Regions from separate parts of the Homo sapiens genome. Here region 2 is linked to region 1. A link is an interaction called in ENCODE POLR2A ChIA-PET data of the cell type or tissue named here. Cell type or tissue: B cell. All regions are shown on one strand.

Region 1 (4,000 bases):
TTTGTCACTTGTATTATTTTTTTAAGTTCCTTGACCGGAATAACTGTGCTTCACACAGCTTTAAATCCTTCCATAGTGCTTAGAAGAGTGGCTGTCACAACAGAAAGTATCTGTTGAAGGAATGAAGGACTAATGGAAAGAGATACACATATGAGAAGTAAAAAACAGAAAAAAGACCACATCAATAGTTACAATCACTGGTAAGAAAACCCCAAAATAGATCTAGTCTAGAAAATAAATTCAAGGAAGAGTACTTTCTGATCATGGTAATGAAACTGAGAGAAGATATTTGGGAATAGAAAGAGAGTAGTTTTGCTAATCTTGAGGATGAGAAAGTTGAATAAGAAAGCCTTCCTGATGGGGAGTAATTTGGGGTGAATCTAAATTAAAGGCCACACTGAGCAGACTGAATAAAGTTATTCATCCATTGAATCAGCATTTACTGTGAGCCACCTAAGTACTAGGCACTAGAGGAAAATTCATTAATAGATAGTCCCTGAATTTATGTGCTTATATTCTACAAGAGACAGCTATTAAATAAAAAAGTTACATAATCAATTAATTATAATTGTGTTAAATGCTATAAAAGAGGCACATAGAGGGCCAAAGGGGCTTAATCTTTCTGGGGGTACCAGGAAGGAGAACCTGAGACCTGAAGGGCAAGTGTGTGGGGGTGGGAGTGGAATAACAGGAACTTTCTATGTTCTATGTACTACAGGTATTCAATGAATATCTATCAAGAATTGTTATGTTCCTGCACTACATACACCAACACTTACCATCTCATTTACTCTTCAAAGCAAACCAATGAACAAAGTTTCACTATGCTCATTTAACAGAAGAGAAAATTGAGGCTCAGAGAGATAAAATATCTTGACCAAGGTCACACAGGTTGTGAGCCAAGATTCCAGTCCAAACCTGTTCAGGATTTTCCCATATCAGTCAAGTGTCAGGCAACCTGTTACCAAGATCTCTGCTATTCTGATGAGTTGTTATTATGTACTTGCTAAGAAACAACAGCCTAGGTAGGGGCTCAGAGTTGATTCAGGTCAGGGCAGGTTGATATCAGCTAGAATAACCAATGAAAAGCCCTGTTGAATTGTCCCAATGGATCTAGCCCTTGGTCCTACTTGATGTAACAAACTTTCCTGCCTTTATTTACTGATTTTATGCAGTGGACAAATACTGAAGCTCTATAGACATCAGTTTCAGCATTGTGAACATGAAAATGAATTATACATGCTCCTCTCTCAAGCAGTTTAGTCTAGTGAAGATTCAGACCCATAAAATAAATGGAGTTTAATATGGCAAATGTTACAAAAATATTACAAAAACAGTATAGAAAGCATTCATCCCACTATAAGAGGCTCCTAATTTTGCCTGAAGTCTTCTAAAAGAAACTGGACTTTGGCTTGGAGGTTAAATGGAGCCACAGGATATTAAGCAGAGGGATGGAGAAAAGCATTCTCTTTAGGGACAAGATAAAGTCTGCCATGTTTTTCAAACAGCAAAATGTTGGTTGGCTGAGATGTATCTGAGTGTGTTGAAGGCGAGGGAAATGGCCCTGTTCCCACTTAAGCAGATCACATAGTAATCATCTTGACCCCGGACTTTCTACATTGCATGGATATTTGAGAAGTTGACTATGTTGTGGTTTACTTTCTGGCATGAGCGCTTTAAAACTATTACCCAACATGAAGGGTCAAGCAGAAGGAAAGAGATCTGAAGCACCACCACATACACCCACATTCAATCCTATTACAGCAAACTTTACCTGTAAACTGACTTGTTTAAAAACATTAGAACACTAAATGTAAAAAGAATGACAGCCCACACATAGTGCTTAGAGATATTTTTTCTATTTATTTATTTATTTGAGGTTGAAAGATAGCAAGAACATGAAGAAATGGAATTTGCGTGACAGTCCCAAAGCAAATCTATTCAAAAGAAAACCATAATTACATATGCAGCTCTCTTGACAGGGATGACAGCAGTGAATCAACATTCTGCGCTGAAGACCTAAGTCAATATGCATTTGATTCAAAAAACTACCTTCATTAGCACAGACTATCATTAGTGATCACAGATCTATATAAGGCTGAAAAACCTAATCTCTGTGTCTCTGAAAACTGCAAAACCACCTTAGCAGTTGCCTAATTTCCCTGAGAGTGGAGGTTTCACTTGGCCATTGGGCTCAAGAGGCCTTAAAGTGGGCAATTAGCTTGCTGGATTATGCAGTGTACTTTGTACCTCTTCATTACATTTTCCACCAGGCTTGAGTCGAACAGAAGAGCTTACAATGTCAATGACTTTGACCATTTGAGATTTTGAAGCAGAATTTCTTAACCTTTTCATTTCTACTGTTTCTCAATTGATCTACAGCTGGGGAAATGTAATTCTCTCATAATTCTGTTAAAAAATTATATTAATAGTTCCATGGAACACACAGAAGCAGGTATGTTAAATTATCAAATTGAATTTGAGAGGGGAGAAATAAGAATCAGAAATTATGTAAATTAACAATTTAACATACTCAATGTGGCAATAAATTATAGCTTCATAGCTGGTGGTTATAAGTACGTCAACAATTAAAAGAAAAATAATAAAATAAAAAGAGTTAGCTCTCTGGCCACATCTTCCAAAATTATATAAAATAGAATCATGACTTATTGGATCCCCAAATCATTTTTAAATTATAGAATCAGCTTTTCCTGTGGGGGTCTTCTATTAAAAAGATGGTATTAAGACTGCAGGAAATTAAGAATGCAGGCTTTGGAGCTAGAAATGTCTGGTTCAAACACAAGCAGACCTGAGTGTCCAAGAAGTGGTAGCTATATATAATTATGATGGTGGTGGAGGTAATGGTGACTGCAGTGACCTAAACAAAAAAGAGGAAGATAGAAATGATGATTTGGTGATCAAAGATCAATGGAACCTTTGTTTATGGACACTGACTTTTGTCATTTTTCTGATAAGTACTTAAGAACCAATAATATAAAATAGGGACTATTTTACACCTCTTTTTCAACCTGTAGCAAAAAGGTATTTATTTTTTCAAAATCTTATCAAGGTCAGATTGATGCCAATTAAGTATCAGTATATCCCTCATTTCAGTCACCATCTACTAGTTAGATCCAATTTAGATAGTCTACCTCCTAAGAGAATCTTAATAGCTTCATTTGCACAGGAATGATAGACTATTGATCAGACAGCCTCAGGCAGGATCCCTTTAGTTTGAGTAGATATATTTAATCTAATAGTGCATTGAAAATCTAATAGCTGGTCTCCTGGGATCCCTGGTCACAAATTTTAATACCCTGCACAATGAAATTGCATAACCATTACTGAACTCTATCCTGTTGCCAACTAGGAATATCTAGAAAACCAATAAAAGGAAGAACAAAACATTCAGAACTGCAGGGCTGTGTGATTACAGTCTCTATTGTTTCTGGTTTAAAGTGAAATCAATTAATTGCAAACACAATTAAAGTAACTTTGCAGTAGTTGGCTAAATAGAAAAACATTTTGTGGTATTATTATTTTACCAACAACCCAACTTTGGCCTATCATACCTATGACACTTTTATTTTCCTTCTATAAATCATGCCACAAAGGTTAAAAAATTAAATAACGACATAGGCCTTTTATTACAATCAAAATGGGTAAGAATGTGACTTTGCAGAGATTAAATAAAACAGCTATCTCTTCATGATTCACATTTATTGAATACCAAAAATAATATGGGAGAAAAAAATCACGTAGATTTCACACCTAATAAATGAACAAAGAAGGAGAATAAGTGTATAGATATCTTATATAAATGTATAGGCATATTTACTTATCTATTTACATGTATTTACATGCTAGATTTCCCCACCAATGCCATGGACAGAACCTCAATCCCCTTATTACTTCCAAAATTTACACTGCCTATCCCCAAACCTCACCTTCTTTGGTCTTATTTATCAATTACCAATATCAACTCAGTAAATGACTGGTC
Region 2 (4,000 bases), 65 kb after region 1:
TAAAAAATGATCCAGGTATATATATATGTGTGTATATATATGTAGGTATATAGATATATATATGTGTGTGTGTGTATATATAGGTACACAGGTATATATATGTATATGGGTACACATATGCGTATATGTGTATATGGGTACACATATGCGTATATGTGTATATGGGTACACATATGCGTATATGTGTATATGGGTACACATATGCGTATATGGGTACACATATGCGTATATGGGTACACATATGCGTATATGGGTACACATATGCATATATGTGTATATGGGTACACATGTGTATATGTGTATATGGGTACACATGTGTATATGTGTATATGGGTACACATGTGTATATGTGTATATGGGTACACATATGTGTATATGTGTATATGGGTACACATATGTGTATATGTGTATATGGGTACACATATGTGTATATGTGTATATGGGTACACATGTGTATATGTGTATATGGGTACACATATGTGTATATGTGTATATGGGTACACATATGTGTATATGTGTATATAGGTACATATGTGTATATGTGTATATGGGTACACATATGTGTATATGTGTATATAGGTACGTATGTGTATATGTGTATATAGGTTCATATATGTGTATATATGTATATAGGTTCATATAGGTATATATAATATATGTATATAGGTACATATATGCATATATATGTATATATACACACACATATTTTATATATATATTCACAACTCTATTCCTATACTACGTACTAAAAAAGAGCAAACTGCTTAAGGATATATATATATATATATATATATATATATATATATATAGCTTGCTCTTTCTCATTTTATAGTATGGCATATTATGGAGATATATATACATGTACCATCTCTATATATAAAATGGTAAACACACAAACAGGACACATACATATGAAGTTAAAAGACAATGACATTCAAGGAAGAACACACTGATTTCAGGATCCTCTGCGAAGGAAGAAGAATAGGATGGGTGACAGCTTTAGACATTATCTGTAACATTTTATTCTTAAAAAAATAAAAGAACTGATGCAAACAATGACAAAATTTTGGCATTTTAAAAATCTGAGTCTGGGGTCAGGGGAGCGGGTAGGGATAGCTTTAGGAGATATACCTAATGCTAAATGACGAGTTAATGGGTGCAGCACACCAGCATGGCACATGTATACATATGTAACTAACCTGCACATTGTGCACATGTACCCTAAAACTTAAAGTATAATAATAATAAAATAAAAAATAAAAAAAAATCTGAGTCGTGGATATATAGATGTGTATTATAAAAATATGAAAAAATTATAACTTAAGTGATTATAATGCTAAATTACTTTTTAAAAGAATATGTGAAGATAACAGGTTTTATGACTTAAATATGACTAAACAGCAACTTTTAAGTTCCCAAAGACTGAAAACCAGCATTTCTACCTTGTTCTTCTAAAACTTATTTAGGCCTTACACCCCAAAACTGTGCTTAAAATTCAATGACGAGAAAAGCCTGAAGAATGTGAAGAACTTCCTGATTTCAATTTTCCTGAAATAAACTAGTACTGGAAGTTAAGTTTTCTTCACCAGAGATTCCATTGACTTTGTAGTTCCTGCTGATGATAGAGGGAATCCCCTACCAGATGAAATCTGAATCATGTCTATAATCACTAGAACTACAAGGCATTGCATGTTTAGTAAAAGCAGTCAAACAGATTAGTGAAAAGCAGAGACACAAGAGAATTCTAATCCTAACAGATGGTGCCAGACCAAAACCAGTGCTCAACACATACTAGCTAGTGATAAAACTATTACTAATAAGCATTGAGAGTATCAGAGACAAGAGGCGCAATAGAAATCTGTTCCTTGAAGGAAGGAACGGATTACTTCCAGTTGGGAGAACTGGAGGAACCTTTTAGGAAAACCAGGAATTTGAAAGATGTATTTTTGCAGTGGGCAGAGAAGAGACACCAAACCCCACAGTTCTGCCTCAGTAGTATCTCTCATTTCTGCCTTCTCCTTTCCTACAGTAATAAAACTGACATACACTCGTTTCTTTCAACTCTTGTCTCTTCACTCTAATTCATCCACAAATGACTGACAGAGTAATCATCTAGAAATTTAAACATGATCCTAAAGGTTCATGCAGACCAAGGCTGGAATAATGGGCACAGAGTACATAATAAAAAAAATACTAGCTTATAATGACACCCACTAAGGGTCCAGCCCTGTGAAACCACTTAATTTATACATAATTGTACTTAATTAAACCACAACCCCCAATAGATACTATTCCCAGAAAACTGACTAACGGGGAAACTGAAGCACACGTTAAGTAACTTGACCAAAGTCACACAATTACTAAATGCAAAGTAAGAATTTAAGTTTAGTCTCTTTTCTAACTGCTTTGGTGCTGAGTGACATAGCACCTAGAGTATGCTGTCAATTCAGTAGCTATTCTTTAAATGGATCATGAAAACCCAAGAGAAGTCTAGATAAAAACTACCTGGTAAATATAGCATATAGAAATGAAATAACAGGATGTTTACTTAAGAAAAGAGAAGTCCCTTTTTTTTTTTTTTTTTTTTTGGTGACAGAGTCTTGCTCTGTCACCCAGGCTGGAGTGCAGTGGCACAATCATGGCTCACTGCAACCTCCGCCTCCTGAGTTCAAGTGATTCTCGTGCCTCAGCCTCCTGTGGAGCTGGGATTACAGGCACACATCACCATGCCTGGCTAATTTTTTGTATTTTTAGTAGAGACGGTGTTTCGCCATGTTGCCCAGGCTGGTCTCAAACTCCTGAGCTCAGGGACTCCGCCCTCCTCAGCCTCCCAAAGTGCTAGGATTATAGGCATGAGCCACCATGCTTAGCCCAAGAGAAGTCTTTTTTAAGAGCATGAGAACACTAAAATATTGATTAATGAATTTGTTTAGCAGACATTTATTAAGCTTCCACCATTGACCAGCCATCATGCCAAGCATGGGTATACCAAAATGAATGAATAGGGCCCTGGTTCTCTGGTGGGTTACTCCAAGCCACTTGCCTTAGGGCTTCATAATGGAAGGGAGCAAAAATTCAAGTTGTAGGATTCCCAAAGCAGATCTTGGATCCATGGATGATAGTTGCAGGGAAGGAGACTTCTACTGTTTAGAAGCAAGGTCTTTCCAATCAACAGCCCTATCAAACAACAGAAGTGCTTCTGTATAATCTTCATCAAGGAGGTTTGACGAGAGGTTCAAGGACTTGTTATTACAGATGTTATTCTAAGAATTCAACAATGGCATATGTTATTACAGATGTTATTCTAAGAATTCAACCATGGCATAGAGGGTAAATCAGATAGCCCTTAACATACTATATAACCAAGATAGATTAGCCACCAGCACTTTACCTTATGCCTTGGAACAGAGCTATGTTTCCCAGCCTCCTTTGCAGTTAGATGTGGCCATAGAACTGAGTTCCAGCCAGAAGAAAACGAGTATAAGTGACATGTGCACTTCCCGGCCTGTCTCATAAAAGTTCACACATACCATCCTCTTTCATGGTCTTTCTCCTGATTCATCTGAGCCTGGCAACCTTGGGAATCACATGTTGCAAATAATGGAACCACAGGATGGTAGAATTCCAGGTCCCTGAGGCACCCAGTGGCTAGGGCAGGCTGCCTCCCCACAAAAAGCAGAAGCAAGAAATAAAAATTCACTGTGTCAATCCAATGAGATTTGGAGACTATTTTGTAGAACAGCAAGATTATCTTAGCTAAAACAGATGTCTTCCAATATTATTGATTTATTCTACCATGGTATAAATTATTGGAAACCAACAAATGGTTCTTGCTCAACTTTGTAATAATTAGGTACAGAATAAACATGTTAGACTCAGTAGGTATTAAGTGTATGCATAGCGAATGGAGGGGAATACCAGGAGCAGGAAACTGTGAGGCAGAACACTGTACTAGCAACAAATTAGATACAAATATATTTATATTTATGTCAGAACAATT

Evidence for each region. Peaks named below come from ENCODE experiments on the same cell type or tissue, not always from the same donor. Only the 100,000 strongest peaks of a DNase experiment are listed, where the experiment ranks them.
Region 2: POLR2A ChIA-PET joins it to region 1 with 8 read pairs; 2 of 35 experiments call an interaction of 5 or more read pairs at or near these places.

Annotation. Positions count from the first base shown.
Region 1 is chr5:59,696,756-59,700,755 of GRCh38, forward strand. The region is part of intron 1 of PDE4D (phosphodiesterase 4D); the gene reads right to left. Among named protein-coding and RNA genes, the nearest start is that of MIR582, 4.9 kb to the right of the region's middle. In B cell, no CTCF peak of the experiment used is centred here; no DNase peak of the experiment used is centred here.
Region 2 is chr5:59,762,085-59,766,084 of GRCh38, forward strand. All of the region lies in intron 1 of PDE4D (phosphodiesterase 4D), which reads right to left. Among named protein-coding and RNA genes, the nearest start is that of MIR582, 60 kb to the left of the region's middle. In B cell, no CTCF peak of the experiment used is centred here; a DNase peak (open chromatin) is centred at 2,447; H3K4me3 peaks cover 1,560 bases; H3K27ac peaks cover 1,799 bases.